2 separate regions of the Homo sapiens genome follow, and region 2 is linked to region 1. Evidence: chromatin loops called from intact Hi-C (ENCODE). Cell type or tissue: PC-9. All regions are shown on one strand. Each heading gives the region's core, and the rest is flanking DNA. Links, peaks and the distances in the headings are about the cores only.

Region 1 (2,925 bases), core at 198-2,697:
TGTCTAAACATCCAGTCCTGGCTCTTCAGATTTTTGTCAAATCCTCTTGTGCATCAAGTTATGCATGTGATTTTCTACAGTCTAGATGTAAATTATGAGGACTGCCTTTCCAAGAAGGCTTTTCTTCTTAAAAGGATTCGGGGACATTAATCACCCTGTCTTATAAGGTACCATGATTGATGTGGTTGGTCCTCTGGCATGCAAGATTATTAGCATGGACATTCCTGTTCACCTTTCTTGATGTCATACAGACTTATTTTTCTGGAAAACCCAAGTTAATAAAGATTATATCCCGCTCCCGAGTACAACCACTGCTACTGACAAAGAAAGAAAGTTCAAGCTTTGCTAATGTCATTGTCAAATTGGATTTGATTTATTTAGAAAGGCAGTTGAGCTGGAGAGATGGCCTAAGTTAAAGTTGGGGAATTAGCTTGTTATTGTAGCTTCTCTAGACAATTATTTTTTTCTGCCTTATGTATGTAAGTATAGACCAACATTGTCTCTCAGTTTTCAACTTTGGAAACTGAGAATAGAAAAACCTTAATTATAACCAATCATGCGAAGTTAAAATCAAAGCCAAGACATGTAGCCAAAGAGTGGACCGCAAAGATAATGTTTAATCATGTCTGAGACTCAGTTTGATCTTGATGAAAGTAGAGAGGTAGAAGGAAGAGAGCGTTTTAACTTACTGCTTTAAAATTCTGGGTGGAACTGGCTGGGCTGCATGCCTGTAATCTCAGCACTTTGGGAGGCAGAGGCAGGTGGATCACCCAAGGTCAGGAGTTTGAGACCAGCCTGGCCAACATGACAAAACCCCGTCTTTACTAAAAATACAAAAATTTTCCAGGCGTAGTAGCACGTGCCTGTAATCACAGCTACTTGGGAGGCTGAGGCAGGAGAATCGCTTGAACCTGAGAGGTAGAGGTTGCAGTGAACCAAGATCATGCCGGTTGCAGTGAGCTGAGATTGTGCCATTGCACTCCAGCATGGGCAACAGAACGAGACTCTGTCTCAAAAACAAGCAAACAAAATTCTGGGTGAAACTATGTACTCAACAGCACCATGTACCAAAACATAACCCAATCTGGGGACTTGTGGAGATGAATGCTCGGGAATTTCTGTGATGATTTTTAAATCCTTTTTGTTGTCTTCAAGATATTAAAGATTATCAAAGATTATTTCTTCTGTAAATTATTCATAGTCATACCACAAAATGTGTTAATAATGACTAAAATTCATTAGGATTCACTGGCTCATGAAAACAAAGGAGATCCATTAACAATGATTAAAAATTTTCATTACCATCTACAAAACAACCCAATCACTTGAAACAATCTCTCCTGGCCAAAGTCTTTCCCACTTATTACTTGGAGGCCATGGGGGTACTTGTATGGCAGACATACCTGACAGCAATATCTTAAGCATAACCTGAGAATGACCCTACAATCTAAGAAGAGCGTGTTGTTGGTTCCTAGCTAAGGAATCTAGGGGTGGCCAGCCTGAAGATTCATTCCTTATCTATGAGAAACATCTGAATGCCCAGCCCATCCCATGGAATGTAAGCCACACGGGTTGGAGTCCCTTTGTTTTGGGATGGTTGCCAGGTGGAGGTTGCTAGGGGGAGGGTGCTAAGTGAAAATGCTATATAACTGAATTTTTTAAATGATATTAATACTTTATTGTTTAAATATGTTTTTATTTTTTTATTATTATTATACTTTAAGTTCTAGGGTACATGTGCACAACATGCAGGTTTGCTACATAGGTGTACATATGCCATGTTGTTTTGCTGCACCCATCAACTCATCTTTTACATTAGGTATTTCTCCTAATGCTATCCCTCCTCCAGCCCCCAACCCCCCAGCAGGCCCCAGTGTGGTGTGTGATGTTCCCCTCCCTGTGTCCATGTGTTCTTATTGTTTAACTCCCACTTATGAGTGAGAACGTGCAGTGTTTAGTTTTCTGTCCTTGTGATATTTTGCTGAGAATGATGGTTTCCAGCTTCATCCATGTCCCTGCAAAGGACATGAACTCATCCTTTTTTTTGTGGCTGCATATTATTCCATGGTGTATATGTGCCACATTTTCTTTATCCAGTCTATCATTGATGGACATTTGTGTTGGTTCCAAGTCTTTGCTATTGTGAATAGTGCTGCAATAAACATACGTGTGCATGTGTCTTTATAGTAGTATGATTTACAAATCTTTGGGTATATACCCAGTAATGGGATGGCTCGGTCAAATGGTATTTCTAGTTCTATGTTTTTTATAAGGGATTGTGGTTTTCCTATCCAGCCCACTGCCAGTGGATTGCCTTATATGTAAGTCACCTCAATAAACCTTTGTCTTGTTCACTGGCTCTGGGTCTCTTTTTTGGCCTCTCGAATATGGTCCCATCTCTACAGAAGTCAGTAGTGGTGCTGCACAACAGTACTTCACACCTCTTCACCAAGAGCCCTATGGTATTTTCCCTCCAGCTTTCTCCAGTGTCACATTGACTTAAGTAACCCCTTTATAACCAGGAAATCCTATTTAAGAAGAAGATTAAGACCTATCCATGTTTTTATGTGGTAAGATTATATCAATTAAAAAATGACAATGAAGAGATTTTAATAGTGTCTGTAAGCCTTTGCGAGAACTTTTGTTTTTACTTTTTAATTTCTTCTCTTTTTTTTTTGTTTTTTATTGTTTGTTTGTGTGTGTATGTGTGTGTGTGTGTGTGTGTGTATTTTGTTTGGTTTTGTTTTTACCATGAAGGCCCTTAGGGTTTTCTATGACACTACCAAGTACTCTAAGATAATATTGGCTGTCACCCTCTGAAGAGGCAACCTAGTGCATCGTACGGAGATGGGGAAGTCTTCTGCCAATTCAAAGGAGAGTGATCATGGGTAGGAACTGTGCCAAGGATTTACATATTTTTTCATG
Region 2 (2,925 bases), core at 288-2,787, 160 kb after region 1:
GGGCTGGACCAGGGTCCTAGCCCATACATGATGCACACTGGGGTTCCCACCCAGCTCACTCTAGGACTCAATTTCCGCTTCTCTAGTAGGTCTAAATTATTTAAATCATCAATTTTCAAACATGTCTAAACTTGAAAAAATTTTAACAAAATATTGTAATGAAGCCAATAATAATAATAATAAAAGCAATAAATATTGCAAGTATTAATACAACAGATGGATACCTCAGTGTGACAGTTTCAGGAGTGAAGGGCGTTTCCCCATAGCTGCTAGCAGCTGACTGCCTCAGCTTTCAGACCTCTTTGACGACTGCCTTGGCTGAAGAAAATTGTTTCACCCAAAGTCACACATCTCCTTCTCAGGGCAGGCTTCATCTAAAGCTTGATCAATGCAGGGTTATAAAGATGTGGCTCCCTTGTTCCAATTCATGACAACTCCAGTGAACCAGCCTAGCTCTCAAGCTTCCTATGGCATTGGCTGTGAGGCTTCCTTGCAAATCAACTCAACTTTCTGTCCAATCTTGCTTCCTCTCCCTCTTTCCCCCATGTGTTGATCCAACAATACTCTCTGATACACATTCTGCTCTCTTATCTCTGCCTCAGGGTCTGCTTCCTGGGAACCTACTTGTGATTTTAACTAACATTCATTGCAACCTATTGCTTCAGGATCTGTGATAGGCTTTCCGCATGCATCATCTCATTTAACCCCTTTAACAGTCTTGCACAGGAAGGTAAAATGGGGTACAGGATAATATTGTAGGTACAGCACTCCCCCATATCTGTGGGGAATATGTTTCAAGACCCCCAGTGGATGCCCAGTGGGGAATATGTTTCAAGACCCCCAGTATGAAACCTGATTGCTGTCAATTGGAACATATTTTTGTTCGTGTCTTCCATGCAGAAATTTAGTGCCTTTTCTACCTTAACTAAGGACTTATCATGCACCGTAGCCAAAACTTTTGCAGTGTGAGAGGTGGCAGCAAAACCAGCATCATTTGTCCCCCTTCTTCACAATGCAATGGATAGAAAATTCGTTCCTACCAGAAATCTCAGTCACCTCAGCAAACAACTTTTTTTCTTTCCTTATTAAGTTAACCTTTCTACTTGAAGGAAGCCTTTTATGACGCTCTTTGGCATATGTGAACTGCCAACGTGACTACTCTTGCATTTTGGGGCCATTATGAAGTGAAATAAGGTTGACTCAAATACAAACACTGTAATGTTGCAATAGTGCATCTGATAATGAAGACAGCCACTAAGTGACTCACGGGAGAGCATTGTAGACAGCGTGGACACGCTGGACAAAGGCATGATTCACATCCCGGGAGGGAGAGGGACAGCACAAGATTTCTTCATGCTACTCAGAACAGTGTGCAGTTTAAAACATATAAGTTATTTATTTCTGGAATTTTCCATTTAATATTTTTGGCTCTTGATTGACCTTGGGTCACTGGAACAGCAGAAAGCAAAACCACAGCTAAAGAGCATTATTGTCTTGGCATCAGCTAGACCAGGTCATCCTACTGCATTAGAACTTAGTATAGAATCTTGGGCAATATTTTATTTTTTCTAATCCTGTTTTCTCATGAGTGAAATAAGCCTTATTAATAGAACTAAGTTTTGATGCCTCTTGGAAACATTAAATAACATATTTTCAAGGGGAAGCATCCCAATTGCAGTAAGTTTTACATGAATTCAACTCTACATCTCCGGTGAGGTTTTTTTTGCACCATTTATATTATGTAGGCAGTGGAAATAATCCTGCCTAAATAATCAGCAGAGTATAATAGTAATAAAAGGAACTCTATGATCTACCTGCTTGGGCCCATGTCCACTGTCACATCGTGCCAGATTTTCCACCTGTAAAAGGAAGATAACAATAGTAACTACCATGGCATGTTTTGAAGATTGAATAATTTGATATATGTGAAGCTCTCAGAATAGAACCTGACACATAGTAAAGTTACTAAAATATCACTGCATGTTGGATAAAGATACAGCTTTTGTTTAAAGGTAAAGAATGAATTGTAAGGGCTTTTGACCATTGATATGGAGGTACCATCGGTATTCAGATGGCCAGGAAAGACAGGTAAAGTTATTTCACCAACCCATTGGAGGGCAAAACTAAAACATCAGCTGAGGCTCGCTGAGAATTGCTGACTTGAAACGAGATAGGAGAGCTCATACAAGTCTAAATTCCCAAACCCTGTAAAAAGTAATAACCTTTTCTGAGAACTTGGCATTTTCAGGGCTGCGTTTGCCTGTTTTGCATTGCTATAAAGGAATACCTTACACTGGGTAATTTATAAATAAAAGAGGTTTATTTGGCTCATGGTTCTGCAGGCTGCATAAGCGTGGCATCAGTATCTGCTCAGCTTCCGGGGAGTTCTCAGGAAGCTTCCAGTCAAGGCAGAAGGCAAAGGAGGAGCAGGCACATGACACAGTGAGAGCTGAAGCAGGAAAGAGGAAGAAAGAGGAAGGAGGGAGGCCCCAGACTCTTTTAAACAACCAGATCTCACATGAACCAACAGAGTGAGAACTCACATTGCTGCAAGGACAGCAGGAAGCCATCATGAGGGATCCGCCCCAGGACCCAGACACTAAAGAAAAGTGTCATCAGGCTCCACTTCCAAATCTGGGGATCACATTTCAACATGAGATTTGGAGGAGACAAACATCCAAACTATATCGGGATCATTTTAAATGTATATATACTTCCCTTATTCATGAACTGACTCTAGAATTTAATGCTCTTGTAAACAGTATTTCTTCTATAAAACAGTACTTGTCATGATAAATGTAAATAATTGATTTATTAATATTAAATAAATATAAAGCACTTAAAATGATGCCAAGCACATGGTCATTGCTATAAGAAATTTAGTAATGATTATTGTTATCCCCATTTTACAAATTGAAGCATATA

Evidence for each region. Hi-C counts contacts between places; a loop is a spot of excess contacts. Peaks named below come from ENCODE experiments on the same cell type or tissue, not always from the same donor. Only the 100,000 strongest peaks of a DNase experiment are listed, where the experiment ranks them.
Region 2: a loop joins it to region 1, with 13 times the contacts of the local background. A loop is called at or near these places in 3 of 110 quality-filtered maps.

What each region holds. Positions count from the first base shown.
Region 1 is chr11:127,861,079-127,864,003 of GRCh38, forward strand. No RefSeq gene overlaps it. Among named protein-coding and RNA genes, the nearest start is that of LINC02725, 230 kb to the right of the region's middle. In PC-9, for the core only: no CTCF peak of the experiment used is centred there; no DNase peak of the experiment used is centred there.
Region 2 is chr11:128,025,553-128,028,477 of GRCh38, forward strand. No RefSeq gene overlaps it. Among named protein-coding and RNA genes, the nearest start is that of LINC02725, 69 kb to the right of the region's middle. In PC-9, for the core only: no CTCF peak of the experiment used is centred there; a DNase peak (open chromatin) is centred at 1,239.